Linked DNA regions of Homo sapiens: regions 1 and 2 are each linked to region 3. Evidence: chromatin contacts called from ENCODE Hi-C or POLR2A ChIA-PET data. All regions are on one chromosome and are shown on one strand. The core of a region is the stretch at or near the end of the contact, and the rest is flanking DNA. Distances in the headings are between cores, read along the strand shown.

The links. Hi-C counts contacts between places; a loop is a spot of excess contacts on that map. ChIA-PET counts read pairs that join two places held with the same protein, here RNA polymerase II (POLR2A). Pooled maps may share reads with other maps.
Region 1: a pooled map shows a loop between it and region 3 (10-fold over the local background). The contact joins the enhancer-like site here to the promoter of SLC22A4 in region 3. A Hi-C loop is called at or near these places in 9 of 50 pooled maps. POLR2A ChIA-PET finds 5 or more read pairs at or near these places in 3 of 52 experiments (PC-3, activated CD4-positive, alpha-beta T cell and activated naive CD4-positive, alpha-beta T cell).
Region 2: a loop to region 3 is called in a pooled map, with 4 times the contacts of the local background. The contact joins the enhancer-like site here to the promoter of SLC22A4 in region 3. A Hi-C loop is called at or near these places in 7 of 50 pooled maps. POLR2A ChIA-PET finds 5 or more read pairs at or near these places in 2 of 52 experiments (HEK293T and WTC11).

What each region holds. Positions count from the first base shown.
Region 1 is chr5:132,102,355-132,106,553 of GRCh38, reverse strand. No RefSeq gene overlaps it. Among named protein-coding and RNA genes, the nearest start is that of CSF2, 31 kb to the right of the region's middle. RefSeq lists enhancers at 2,706-3,085, 2,864-3,158. Within about 2 kb of position 2,798, at least 30 of the 41 ENCODE cell types and tissues checked have a DNase peak (open chromatin) inside an H3K27ac peak, as active enhancers do; they include PC-3, where a contact is called at or near this core.
Region 2 is chr5:132,453,381-132,458,122 of GRCh38, reverse strand. The region is part of intron 3 of CARINH (colitis associated IRF1 antisense regulator of intestinal homeostasis); the gene reads right to left. Among named protein-coding and RNA genes, the nearest start is that of LINC02863, 29 kb to the right of the region's middle. RefSeq lists enhancers at 213-442, 370-1,039, 1,040-1,710 and a silencer at 1,989-2,181. Within about 2 kb of position 1,467, at least 30 of the 41 ENCODE cell types and tissues checked have a DNase peak (open chromatin) inside an H3K27ac peak, as active enhancers do.
Region 3 is chr5:132,293,110-132,297,761 of GRCh38, reverse strand. SLC22A4 (solute carrier family 22 member 4) reads right to left here and starts at 3,368. Exons shown (of 10, transcript NM_003059.3): 1 at 2,753-3,368. The coding sequence starts at 3,145. RefSeq lists silencers at 3,201-3,250, 3,321-3,680 and enhancers at 3,911-3,960, 3,777-4,395.

The DNA.
Region 1 (4,199 bases), core at 1,549-4,048, 190 kb after region 3:
GAGATTACAGGCACACACTCCCATGCCCGGATAATTTTTTTTTTTTTTTTTTTTTTTAAGTAGAGATGGGGTTTCACCATGTTGGCCAGGCTGATCTCGAACTCCTGATCTCAAGTGATCTGCCTGTCTCCCAAAGTGCTGGGATTACAAGCATGAGCCACTGCGCCTGGCCGGTTTCTGGTATAATTCTTGATCTTATTAAGGATGCTTCCTAGTAGTCCTAGTAGACAAAGAATTTTTCTCATAAACGGATGTTTCTGTTGAGATGATCATCTTTAGATTAACCAATTATTGTGGAGAAGTACATTGGTAGATTTTCCATAATCAAATTTGCATTCCTGGGAATGACCCTGCTTGATCATGATCTGTTATTCTTTTAATTCAATTTGGTAATGTCTTATTCCTACTGAGTTCTACCTCAGTAAAAATTTTCACCAAAACTGTGCCTAGCCTCCAGGCTGGGTGGCATGTTCCTTCTCTATGCACCGAGAGCACCATGTCTGTCTTTTTCTAATACCTCTCTAGTTTTGTACTTACAATCTGGTATTATAATTACATGTCTCCCTCAGTGGAATATGCCATTGTTGAGAGACAGACTTTTGTCTTCTTCCTAATTGTATCCTCAGTGCCCAGATAAGGCCTGATTTAAAGCAGGCCTTTGGAAAATATGTCTAGTCTGTGCGAAAATGCTTACCATTCCCCTGACAGGGACAAGTGCCAAGTCCCCATACTAGTTTAGCTTTGTGGGCAGAGCCCTGGCCTTGTTGGTCCAGCTTATCATGCAGACAAGAGCCATGTCAATACTGGTGGACCCCGCTTGCTGTGGGAGCTGGAGAGCCAGATATGCTCACAGCTCCTTCTCAGTTACACCTAAGCTGCCTGTGGGGAGCTCAGGACTCTGCATGCGCCTCCACATCTTCAGGCCGAAGATTCTCCATCACTTCCAAGAAAGCACGCTCAAATGTGAAAGCAGATAAATCATTAGCACCCTGTGCTGGGGCTTGTTACTGTTCAACAGGGGTTCTCTTTCTGGGAACCTAAGATACTTCATGTGTACCTTAGCAGCAGCTAATGGGGGTGGATGGAAGTGGTCACCAGGCATTCCAGTCACCCAGGGATGCCTAGGTCCCTTTACCAGGAAGCAGCGAGAGAGGCATAATGGACACAACTCTGTCTTTCTTATAGAAGACACCTGTTTCAGGCCAGGCCTTTATCTTGCTGAAGCTGACCCCACTGAAGGGTCATTGTGCTTTGGTTAGAAAACCACTGCAACCAAAGCCATCCAGTGACAAAGTAGTGGGATCCCTCATACTGGAGCAGGCAGACACCTACTGTCCCAGTAGTCTCATGTCAGAAACAACACTCAACATACATTGTCTTTTGTGCCCAGCTTGGGAGCTGGTCTGTGAGGACTGAGGGATCCCAGGTACCTTGAGTTCTTGTAACCATACAGTGGATGGACACAGACACAGCACCATCCTAGGGCTGGCAGATACTCCATGCTCATCGGTGCCAGCCTGCTCATCAACAGAATCACCCACCTCCATTCTGTCACCCACCAGGTATTTACTGAGACTCTTCTACATGACATGTGCCATTGAGGGTACTGGGAGAATAGCAGCAGACCTATAATACAAAAGCCCCTGCCCTTGAGGGGGGCTACCTGGTTTCCAGGTGCACCCCCAGTTTATCTCATGGTTTAGGTGGCACTATTTATGACTCACCAAGTTTGTGACAGATGATCAGTGTCTTCCTTCTGTGGCTGCAGTTTATCTGTGCACAGATGCTGGCATCCTTCAATCCAGGTCTCAGGTTTGGGTCAGGGCTTAGCTTGAGGCAGTAGGAAGAACAGAGCTCTCTGGATGGTTTAGGCAAGCTTGTCCAACCCATGACTCACAGGCTGTATACTACCCATGACAGCTTTGAATGTGACCCAACATAAATTGGTAAACTTTCCTAAAACATTATGAGATTTTTTGCTTTCTTTTTTTTTTTTTTTTTTTTTTTTTTGCTCATCAGCTATTGTTAGTGTTAGTGAATTTTATGTGTGGCCCAAGACAATTCTTCTTCCAAAGTGGCCCAGGGAAACCAAAAGATTGGACATCTCTGGTTTAGAGATTCAGTTGGTTTCTTCAACTTCAGTTCTTGGTGTACAGGGATGGCCTCTGACTTGCTCCACATCCTCAATCCGGCCACCACCTGGTTTTCTGCACACAGGAAACACTTGGCAATGTTGGCTGAAACAATGAGTGAGAGCCAAGTGCCAAGTGCTGGGCTAACCTCGCTCACAGCCAATTAGGCATAAAGTAACCAGGGCTGTAAGAGAAGTGGAAACAGAGATGCAGATGCTCCAAGGAGGCCAGACACTTGCCCTCCTCTCTTGGTGAGTCCTGTGCTCAGAAGGGGCACAACGGAGACGTGCTTGGGCTGTCCATACGGCAGTCTCTCTGCGGCAGTGGAGAAAGCTCTGGTCTGTGTGTATAGTGTGCATGCAGGGGAGTGTGCATATGTGTGTATATTTGCCTACATGCACATGCATGTTCACATTGGCTCTGGTCCCCACAACAACACCATTATAGGGCCCTGCTTAGCCATCCTTTCTGCAGTGGGTGGGGGGGGTGGGGAAAGGGGTTCCTGACTGCTGTGTCACTTTTGGATAGTCACTGTTTTTTGTGTGCAGCACTCCTACCTCACCTACCCCACCCCTAGAGGCAGGCAGGGTGATGACTGAAGCATCAGGCCTGTGGTTTCTGTAACAGGAAGTGATTTAGATGCTGAAAGCTAATTTTAGATGAAATGATATGGGGTTTTTAAAGAATCTTTCAGGGTTGGTTTCAGGCTCAAGGCTTAGCCCCCTGCTCCTCTTGCCTACAGGGGACAGGCAGTTTCCCATTGTCCTTGTCACTGTCTTGCTGGGTGAACTCATGCCTAGCTGGGCAGGGTTCTTAGGTAGAAAGCCAGTGCTGATTTTTCCTGGATTTCAGAATGTTTAAGTCATTGTTTTTGGCCTTGAACACCAGAGTCCTGTGACTCAGCACAGGCCTGGCTCTAGGCCAAGCAGACACAGGACCTCTTATCCCTGGAAGGGGACTGCCTGGAGGCTCCCAAGGATCTTGTTAGGACAGAGATGTCCACCCTCACCCAGGCTGAGGCCTGGGCCAGAGGTCAGATGAGGCTTCTGGGCCAAAAAAAGTATCATCTTGGGTGGCAGACACTTAGGTGGGGCCTCTTCTCCCAGTTAGCCCTGTCCTGAGCCTCTTAGCAGGGGCGGCTTTCTGACCCAGGTGCCACACTAAGGATCCCATCCTGATTGAGCCCTGTAGATTGGGACTCCTGATAGCAGCAGACACAAAAGAAACTGAGGAGTAGGCACAGAACTCTGAGAGTCCTGTCCTCCTGGTGTCGGGGTCCCACTGGTTGGGGACCTTGGAGCCTCGTGGTTTCTGTCTCTGCCAAGGCCTGAGCACAGGAAATAGAAGGTTGGGCCTCCCTGGTCACCTCTGCAAGGGTCTTCAAAGCCCATTTTAATCTGTTGTCCCATTCCCTAGGTCTTCCACAGCACCCCATACCAGAGAATGCTGCTCCCATTATCAGAGAAGCAGCCAAATATCAGCATGCTAAGAGAGATGTCCCAGGGTTACATAGCTTCACTCAGGCAGCATTGGAGCCAGCCAGGCCAGGAGCTTACCCTGTCCCATACTACCGATGGGATGCCCAGCATTCAGGGAAAAGAGCTCACTCTGCATATCTCATCTAGACAGCAGCCAGCCTCATGAACCCCTACCACAAACCTGGGACCTCTGGAAAGCCAAGTATAAGTCTCTGCCAGTTCTTAGTCCACCCTTGTTCTGCTTTGTGGTGAGGTATAGCTTGGGAGATGAGGCGAGGCCTATAGGTCTTGGTTGGTACACAAGAAGAAACACTTCTGCCTAGAGAGGCTGTCGACAGACATTTCCAGGGACACACAGCAGACAGCCTTCATGGCCTTCATGACCAGTCGGTCCCTTGTGGAAGACAAGTAGGACAGGACAGATGATTAGCCCAGAGCCAAAACTGAGCTCAAACCGCAGAAGAGGAGAGCATTCTCACAAAAGCTCCAGTGTTTGCAGCACAATGACGGAGGTAGATGGTGTGAGCTAAGCCCTGTTTTGAGAGTTCCATAGAAGGTGTCTTTGACCTATTTTCAAGGGCTGTGGTGG
Region 2 (4,742 bases), core at 218-2,717, 160 kb before region 3:
TATGTCATCCTTCAACAAACACTTAAAAAATGTTTGAAAACCCCATCAATTCAGTCAGACTCTTTGGGTGGGAGCAAGATCCAGGCATCAGTATTTTTTAATATCCCAGATGATGGTAATATGCAGCCAGGATTTAAAGTCACTGGTTTAATATCTTGGGAAAAGCAGATCCACTCAAGACCTCACAGGGTCCTGACAAAGGCCACTTCCAGCTCAGTGGAGTGAGACACTGGGGTGGGAAGATGTCCATTTTTTGGATGTGGGTCAGTCTCTTGCACAGGCAGAGGTATTGCAGCATGCTGTTGTAATGTGTATCTTCCTTGGCAGTGTCTGTTGAAAGCTGGTTGCATCAGTTTGTAATGGGGTGTAATGGCAACAAGGTGGGCCCAGCCCCCCCCAGGAAGTGGATCACTGAGCACAGCTTCTACAGGGCCATTTGTAGAGAGGTGGCAGCTGGGCTTCCCAGGGGCTGCCACCCAGGGCAGAGCCAGTGCTGAGGCTCTGACAACCTCGGCAGGGTGGGGAGAAGGCCAGACTCAGGGTGTTTATGTTTGTGGGTAATGACAGTCAGCTCTGGGCTCCAGATGATGCTTACTCCCTGGCCTCTGTGTTCAGATTAGGAACTTGCAACATCTTGCTGAGGACCATGTCAGGCTCAGCTCTAAGTGCTGTGGCTGAGAATTTTCCTTCCTCTCTGTGTGGTTAGTGGCAGCCTCCCTAGCAATGGCTGACCTCTAGCATACTCTGTCAAACTACAGGCAGCTGGGACAAGACAGGACATGGGGCTCACAGACAGGTATTCCACAACCTGGGCCCTGTCAACCCTCCCAGAAATGCATGGGCCATGAACCTCCTGCTGTGGGAGGGGCAGTGCAGAGAAGTCTCAATAAGCTTCTCTTGGCCCTCTGGGATCTCCACCATCCACAGTGTGTAGGGCTGAGCTGCAGGCTGGGTCTTCAGGTGGTGTCCCTGCACATCTGCTTTGCAGCGTGGCGTCTATAGAGCAAGAGTGAACAGGAAGGGGCCTCGGGCCTCCTGTAGCTCTGCTGGGCAGGGACGCTGCGGGGCCTCAGCTGGGCTTCCTTGGCTAAAGGGCACAGAGTGGCGTAGGCTGCAAGAGGACAAGCTAAGCTGATGAAGGCTCTATCACTCAAGGGTAGCCATGTAAAAAAAAATCCCTACAGGTAAAAGAAGCATGAATAAGACAGGCGGGGCATAACAGTGTCTCCCCACTGAAGCTGCAACTCTCTGCTTCACTGGCTTCAGCCTCCTCTCTGTGAAATGGGGGCAATGTCCCCTAGGCCTTTTCCTCCTGTCCAGTAGGGCTGAGGGTCTACAGGCCAGAGGGAGGCCTGGGCTCTGAGGCCTGTGCCTGTGTGGCCTCTGGCTGGGACCTCAGCCCCCATGTGCCACGTCACCTCCCTTGTCTGTGAAATACCACAACAGCAGCTCTTGCCAGCCAGTGACACTACCCCTTCCTGTTGTCTTCTTTACAAAGCATTTATGAAATGCTTCCTTTTCATGCTTCAGGAAACCGGTGGCCAGGAGGAGTTCTTGATTTCATTTTCTTCCCTAGAGATATGTGTGCTTCGAAATACACAAATTAAACAAAAACGAGGGCTGACTGGGACCAGGAGAGTGAGTGATCCTGGCTTCCCTTGATTTACATGCTTATTTTCCTTCTCAAATCACTCCAGTAAGTACAGAAGTCACTAATCTATTGCCCTCTATTATCTGCATTATAGTTAAAAACATCGACATGAACAAACAAAAGCCCTTGCGTAGCCTAGAGAAGTCACAAAGCTCACACCCAGACTCTCGCCTAAGAGAGTCTCTCAGGGCTCACTCAGGGACTATTTATTCTTGTTTTATTTTTTTAAATGTTGATACCCTCTCTGCTTGAGTATCCTTGTTTTAGATGCAAATCAGAAAAGGTTGCTGTATTGATCACAGTCCCAGCAGGAAACAGATGCACACTCCACTGGTAACAGGAGAGACTGAGGAAAGGACCGTTTCCAAGGGTGAGCAAGATGAAGAGAAACCCTCAAGGAAAGGTGAAGCATCCTGCAGCCAGCAACAGTGGGAGCTGTGACCACCAATCCCCAGGGAGGAGGTGGGAGGGCTCCTGGAACCCAGAGAGACCAGTAGGAGGGGACTGCCGGCAGGAGCTGTGGTTTTAGGGTGAAAAACACAGGCACTATTGACCTGAGACCTGGCAAGGGAGGGAGCTGGGGGGATAAAGCACCTCCCATTTCCCCTCCCAGCCTCCAACCTCTGGTCAGGGGAGGGGTCTTCAATTGGCCAAACCCAACTGGAAGCTTGGGGACCTGGAGCCTGGCTGATGGAATCCACAAAGGTCAAATCCTGGGAGGAGTGGGAAAGAGCAGAAAATCAACTGGAGCAGGGATGTGTGGGGGGGTGGCAAACAAACAATGCCCGGCAGAGTCACCGGGGCTGGCCATTTGAAAAGAGTACATCAGAAGCTAACGTGCTGTAATGTGGCACTCTCACCACAAATACATAGGATGAAAGGCAGCCAGGGACAGAGGCGGCCACGAAGAAAGGTTTAAAGAATCCCAGCAAAATGACTGGGGTCCTCATTATGGAAGAACAAATAGCTTTACTTAATAATTCCAAGGTAATAGCTTAATAGCTTAATAATTCCAAGGTAAACAAGTATTTTCATAAGGAGGACTCTGAATGATCAACAGAAGGTTAAATGTCACTGTACTGCTTCACAGAGCTGTTACAGGGCAGGGAAGACTATAACACAATGTAGAGATAGATCCATACAAGAGAGGTACAACAGGGTTTCCAGTTCAACACATCAGTTATTTACACTCCTAGTTTCCTTTCTCTCCTGAAGCACCACTAAAATGCTAGTCTAGAAATCAAATGGGGCCAGGTGCAGTGGCTCACGCCTATAATTCCAGCACTTTGGTAGGCCAAGGCAGGAGGATCATTAGAGTCCAGAAGTTCAAGACCAGCCTGGGCAACATAGCAAGACCCTGTCTTAAAAAAAAAATTGGCTGGGTGTGGTGGTGTGTACCTGGAGTCTCAGCTACTCAGGAGGCTGAGGTGGGAGGATCACTTGAGCCCAGGAGTTTGAGGCTGCAGTGAGCTATGGTCACACCACTGTACTCCAGTCTGGGCGATGAAGTGATACCCTGTCTCTTAAAAAAATCAAATGGGGCCAGGCGCGGTGGCTCATGCCTGTAATCCCAGCACTTTAGGAGGATGAGGAGGGTGGATTACTTGAGATCAGAAGTTCGAGACCAGCTTGGCCAACATGGTGAAACCCCGACTCTACTAAAAATACGAAAAGTAGTCAGGCATGGTGGCACATGCCTGTAGTCCCAGGTACTCGGGAGGCTGAGATATGAGAATTGCTTGAACCCAGGAGGCAGAGGTTGCAATGAGCCAAGATTGTGCCACTGCACTCCAGCTTGGGTGACAAGGCGAGACTCTGTCTCAAACAACCAACCAACCAAATGGTATTAACTCTCAAAGGCAAAGAGAATGGTAAAGGAGACATGAGTGGCTGAAAGAGTTCCCCAAACTACAGGAAGCTGGGAGGCAGGTGGAGGAATAATGACTGACATGGAGGAAGCTAGGCTCTGAAGGGCTTGCAGAGGGGCACACTGACAGGAGGCAAGCCACTTTACCCCTGGAACCCTGCAGGAGGAGCTCAGACTTGGGGAGTCCAGGTGTTGTGGCTGGTGGGGCTGAGGTACAGCAGCCTGTGGGGGTAATGAATGGAGGAAACTGGTTGAAATCCTCCCCAGGTCTCACCTCCACACCCTGCCCCACACAGCTGGAGACAAAGACACTGAACAGGAGAGAGACAGGCAGGAGGGAGGGCAGATGAATACAGGGATGAAAACAGGGAGGTGAGGGAAAAGTCTGAAGAATGAAGCGTGGGACTCAATGTCCCACCCACTTACCTTGCCCTGCCCCACCCCAGGTATATATCACTCTGGATGAGGGTATGGTGAATTTAAAAGATGGTTGCAAATTCTTTGACATTTCTCCAATGGAGAGGTGGGTCTGTGTCTCCTTCCTTGAACCTGTGTGGATTTCTGACTACAGTGGAAATGAGCTATGTGACTTCCAAGGCTGGGACATACACAGCCATGCAGCTTCTGTCTTGCTGGCCAGAACACTCACACCAGAGACTTGAGGTGCCTCGTAAGAGGTCCAATGACCAGGCCATGGTGCTGGAGACATCATGTGTAGTCTCTCTGGTCAACAGTCCCAGCTGAGCCCAGCCTTCCAGCTCTCTTTGCCAAGTGAACAACGATCTTACAAGTGGACCCTTCAGCCCCAGCTGTTCCAACTCCCAGTTATTCCAGTCACCTCGAGTCATTCCAGTCATCCTAGCCGTCGTAGAGCAGAGAATTGCCCTTCTGACTCCTTGACAGTGGCCCAAAAAATGGTTGTTGTTTTATGCTACTAAGTTTTGAGGTGGTTTGTTATGTAGCGTTCAATAACTAGAACTAGGAGTTAGAATGCTTCTCTTGAGGAGCTGAATGGCTTCAGGGTGGTGGTTCTCAACAGGGTGATTTTGTCCCCCAGGGGACATTTGGCAATGTTTACAGACATTTTGGTTATCACAACTCTGGGAGGGGGGTTACTACTGGCATTTAGTAGGCAGAAGTCACTGGTGCTGCTAAACATTCTACAATGCATGAGACAGCCTCTGACAACAAGGAATTCTTTGGCCCAACATGTCACTAGTACCA
Region 3 (4,652 bases), core at 2,119-4,618:
TGTTGCCCAGTGCTGTCTTGAACTCCTGCCCCCTAGCAATCCTCCTGCCTCGGCCTCCCAAAGTGGATTTCTGGGTGTTTTTTTTTTCTTTTTGTAGTAACTATTTTTAAGGGTACAAAGTGGTACCTCCTTATGATTTTCATTTGCATTTCCCTAGTGATTAGTGATGTTGAGCCTCTTTTCATCGCTTGTACCCCCAATTTATAGACAAGGAAACTGAGGCTTTCATCAGTGATGTAACCTGCCTGGAGTCAGCCAGGTGGTTGGCAGTGGAGTCAAAACTGGCCCTCTACTGAGTCTGACTCCAGAACTCTGTGTGCTGCCGCCCCTCTGGGGGAGAGCCATCCATCCATCCTGCTTACCCTGGTACTTGCTTCCTTCCCTCCTCCTCCCAACCACCAGAGCCCAGTTTTTTGTTGTTGTTGTTGTTTGTTTGTTTGTTTTGAGACACAGTCTGGCTCTGTCACCCAGGCTGGAGTGCTGTGGTGTGATCTCAGCTCACTGCAACCTCCGCCTCCCAGGTTGAAGTGATTCTCCTGCCTTAGCCTCCCGAGTAGCTGGGACTACAGGGGTGCACCACCACTCCCAGCTAATTTTTGTATTTTTAGTAGAGACGGGGTTTCACCATGTTGGCCAGGCTGGTCTCAAACTCCTGACCTCAAGTAATCTGCCCGCCTCAGCCTCTCAAAGTACTGGGATTACAGGCGTGAGCCACTGTGCCCAGCCCCTAGTTGCTTTTTATTTTACTTCCACCACTCAAAAAGGAAGCCAGGAAGGGAAAAGCTGCCAAAAAAAGCAAATCCTGGTGCATGTGTGTGAATGTGTGATGATGTACATCCTTAGAGGTCCCTGTGAACAGCGTACAACATGAGTAGCTATGGACTTGGAGGCCAGCAGCTACTCACCCCTCACGCCCTACAGTGAACAAAACCAGCGAGCAATGGAAAAGCAGACAGGTCAGCCCAGCTGCCAGGGAAGGCTGCCACTCATGGGTCCAGCCTCCATAACAGGCACTGATAACACTTCCAGGAATCGACGCGGGATGAGCTGGCCCCCAGTCTCAGCTGCTCCCAGGCCATGCTGTGGGCAGGGAGTGGGCAAGCACTAGAGCCCCTGCTAGGGAAGCAAATCCAGAGAAGCATGGCCACCTTAGGGCCCAGGGTAGGTATGGTGCCAATGCTGGGGGATCCAAAGGCAGTCCCTGGGCTGAGCCCACTTCCCACAGGTGCCACAGATTCGACAACCACCACGCCTGGCTGGCCACCATTCTCTTGCAGAGGAGAGTTTCAAAACTTCCTCACTGGTCTTCTTGTTTATCATAGCAGCTAGAGTGAGCTCTTTCCAAAAGCACGAACCTGGCCTTAGAATGCTTACTATTTTCTCACTGTCCTCCGAATAAAGTCAGCTCCTCAGTATACATAGAAGGCCACTATGAACTAGCCCTTGTGGCCATTTCTAGTCTCATTTGTCATATCTGTCATCCCTTGAGTTCCAGCCACTCCGATATATGAGAATTCCATTACCTGAATTTCCCATACTCTTGCCTAGACAGGTCTTGCTCACATTTTCAGAATCAGCTAAAATCATATCACCCCTTCTTGGAGTATTTCCTCCACCTATTGTCCCACAGAGAGGGTGATTTATTTATCCCAGGTCACATAGCAAGCAAGGCAGGACTTGAATTTGGGTTCCAGAACCCTATTGCTAACCAGGGTTAATGTTAGCCTTCTCAGTAACACAGCCAGTGTGCCCCATGGGCATCTGAGGGTAGGCTCCACACACCAGATGTCCACACCTTAGTGCTCAGCACAAGGCCAGACACAATGTCTGATGACCGCTATACCGTGCTGAGGGAAAGGGATAAGGGACTAGCAGAGGCCACTCAGGTTTTTCTTGGGAGGAGCATGAGGCAGAGGAGGGACTAGCAGCAGGGAAATCCTACCTGCCTGACCAATAGCAGGCAACAGCTCCATGAGGATGCTCTCCTCAGAAGAAAGGTGTATCCTGACCCAGGTCCTTACCAGATGTGAAGCAGCAAAAGCGGGAGAAGTGTGTGTGCATCCTCATTCCTGGAACTTAGAAAACCTGCCACTAACCACGCAGGGTGCTGAGGGGCTACAGCCCCTGCCTGCCAACTCACCCTGTGCTCAGAGAGGTCCCTGAGGGCCAGGGCTTCCAGCTGGGGTTTCGCCTTCTGTGCTTCCTTGCACCCAATGAGCCTCAGGAGGCCATCTGCTGTCTTAGAGAAACTGGGGCCTCAGGAAAGGACCCCAAACCTCACAAGTATATGGTACGGCAGTACACCTCCTGATGCCTCCAGAAGTCTGTGGCCAGGGAACAGACAAGATTTGGCCCCGCCCTGCCCAGTAACAAGGTCCCTCACACCCCTCCTCCCATGCCTGGCAGGAAGGTGACTCAGGCAGTGCGTCTGGGTAGCCTGGGGCTGCGCTTCCCCCAACGCAACATCTAGGTTCTTAGGAAACTTCATTTGTTGTGAAAATCGGAAATGAAAAGACAGTTGGTGACAAACTCCTTTCTCCATCACCTCCTTATTGGACAGAAACGACCCAGGAATGCGCCTCGCGTGAGTCCTATTCTTTCTTGGGGTGCACACCCGCTGCTGGAAGTATGAACAGCAGGTTTGAGGGGGAGGGGAGCGCTGACCCGGGCACTGCGCAGGGAGTCTCAAGGGGGGCTGACGCAGAGGGAGGGTCAGGCACTCCCGGGTCAACGGTCTCGGCCTGGCACCCACCTCGGTCACGACGGTGGACAGGTAGACGTCCTGGCTGAACTCCCAGCCATCCAGGCAGCTCTCCTGCTCCAGCTGCCCCAGGTCCACGTCGCGCCCCGGCTCCAGCCCGAGCGCCGAGAAGTTGGCGATGGTGGCGAGCCGGTAGCGGCTGCAGCTGTGGGGCACCTCGCGGCCGTCCCGCAGCCGCAGCGGGACACTGTTGTTGCGCCAGGCGCTGCTCAGGTTCGCGGCGTCCGGCACTCGACAGCGGTGCTCCGGGGTCCCCGCCAGGAACACGACTGACATACCATTGAAGCCATTGGGGATGATGCTGGCGCTGAGCAGGAAGAAGATGAGGCGCTGGAAGGGCCCCCACTCGCCCAGGAAGGCGATCACCTCGTCGTAGTCCCGCATGCTTCCCACTGCCGCTCCGAAACTTGCAACTACGGGTGATGACAGCGTTCTCAGGACAGTGTCTTGTAGCTGGGGCGCTCCCCAAGGATGTTAGAACGTTCCCGGGGGACAGGCAGGCTGTTAGAAATTGGGGCGCGAAGCCGGGGACCGTTCCTGGGAAACAGGCTGAAGGCGTTGGAGCGTTCCCGGGAGCTCGCGCTGAGCTTGATGCCACTGTACACTTGGGACCACACCCCCATCCCCGGCCGGGCGCGGGGAAGGGGAGGGCGGCCCAGCCCGGGAGGCTGGGCTCCCGGCTGTCTCCGCCCTGTGCTTCGCGCGCCCGCCCGCCCCCAAGGACCTGACGGGGGCTTCCAGGCTGGGCTCAGCCATTCCGCCCGCGTGCCGGGGAAGAAGCTCGTTCTCGGTTGTCCCCAGCCACCCCCGAGCGCTGATTCCCAGACCTGGGCCCCACGTGGGAGGGCGGGCGCAAGGGAGGAGCCGAGGCCAGAGAGCGAGTTCTCGGAGGGGTCGGCCCTCGATCTGCTCGGGCCGCGTGGCCCCGGGCCCAGACCCCAGCAGGGTTCCCTCCGCGGTCTCCTCCAATCTGGAGGCTGAGCTTAGGCTGCCACGCGTGGGGCGCGGAGGGGCGAGTCAGTGGAGTCGGTTCCCGGGAAACTTCTGGGGGCGGCAGAGCGACAGGAGCGCGCCCTCTCCTGTGGCGCCTCGCGCAGGCGGCTGGCACACGCCGACAGGGAGCTCATTTCCCAACAGTCCTAGCAGAGCTGAATTCGGTCACCCCTGGCGGCGCCCGGACAGCGTCCTCAGGACAGCCAGGACCCTCATCTTGCACAGGGAAAACAGGCCCACAGCCTGGAAGGGATGAGCAAGGTCACACTACGTCAGAGATGGGCCCGGATCGGAGGGAGGGGCGGGGGCAGGAGACAACCGAGTGCCCGGGAGGCGAGTTTCCTCCCCCGCACGCCGGCGTAATGGCTGAGCCCAGCCTGGAAGCCCCCGCCGGGTCCATGGGCGGGCGGGCGCCAGGACATGGAGCCTGCGCATTGCGGGAGCACAGTCATGGAGGCACTGTCGTCACGCTGGGTTCTGATTTTGAGCCCCTTGCTCTCCTCACGCCCCCAGGGCCCTTTATCGCGGCAGGCTGTCAGAGCTTTCTCCGACTGGAAGGCTTTCTGTTAGCAGAAGGGCCTGCCCCCAGTCCAGGAACAGAGGGAGGGAGGGAGAGAGAAGTAGGAGATCCGATTTGGCGCTCAGACCCGGCAGGGTAACCAAAGCAGGGACCACAGCCTCCCTTTTTTTGGCTCAGTGCCCAGACCTAAGGCCCTTCTGCTGTTGTGTGAGCTAGCCCGGGCCTGGAGCCTGAGCCCTGGGGTTCACGAGGCAGATAAAATTGACAGGGTGAAGAGCTCACCTCTTTGGAGATTTTGCACGAGTGTGTTTGTTTCCCCAGGCTCCGATTAAGAGGCGGAGGGACATTTCTGCCTCTTTTTGTGTAGCTTCCAGTCTG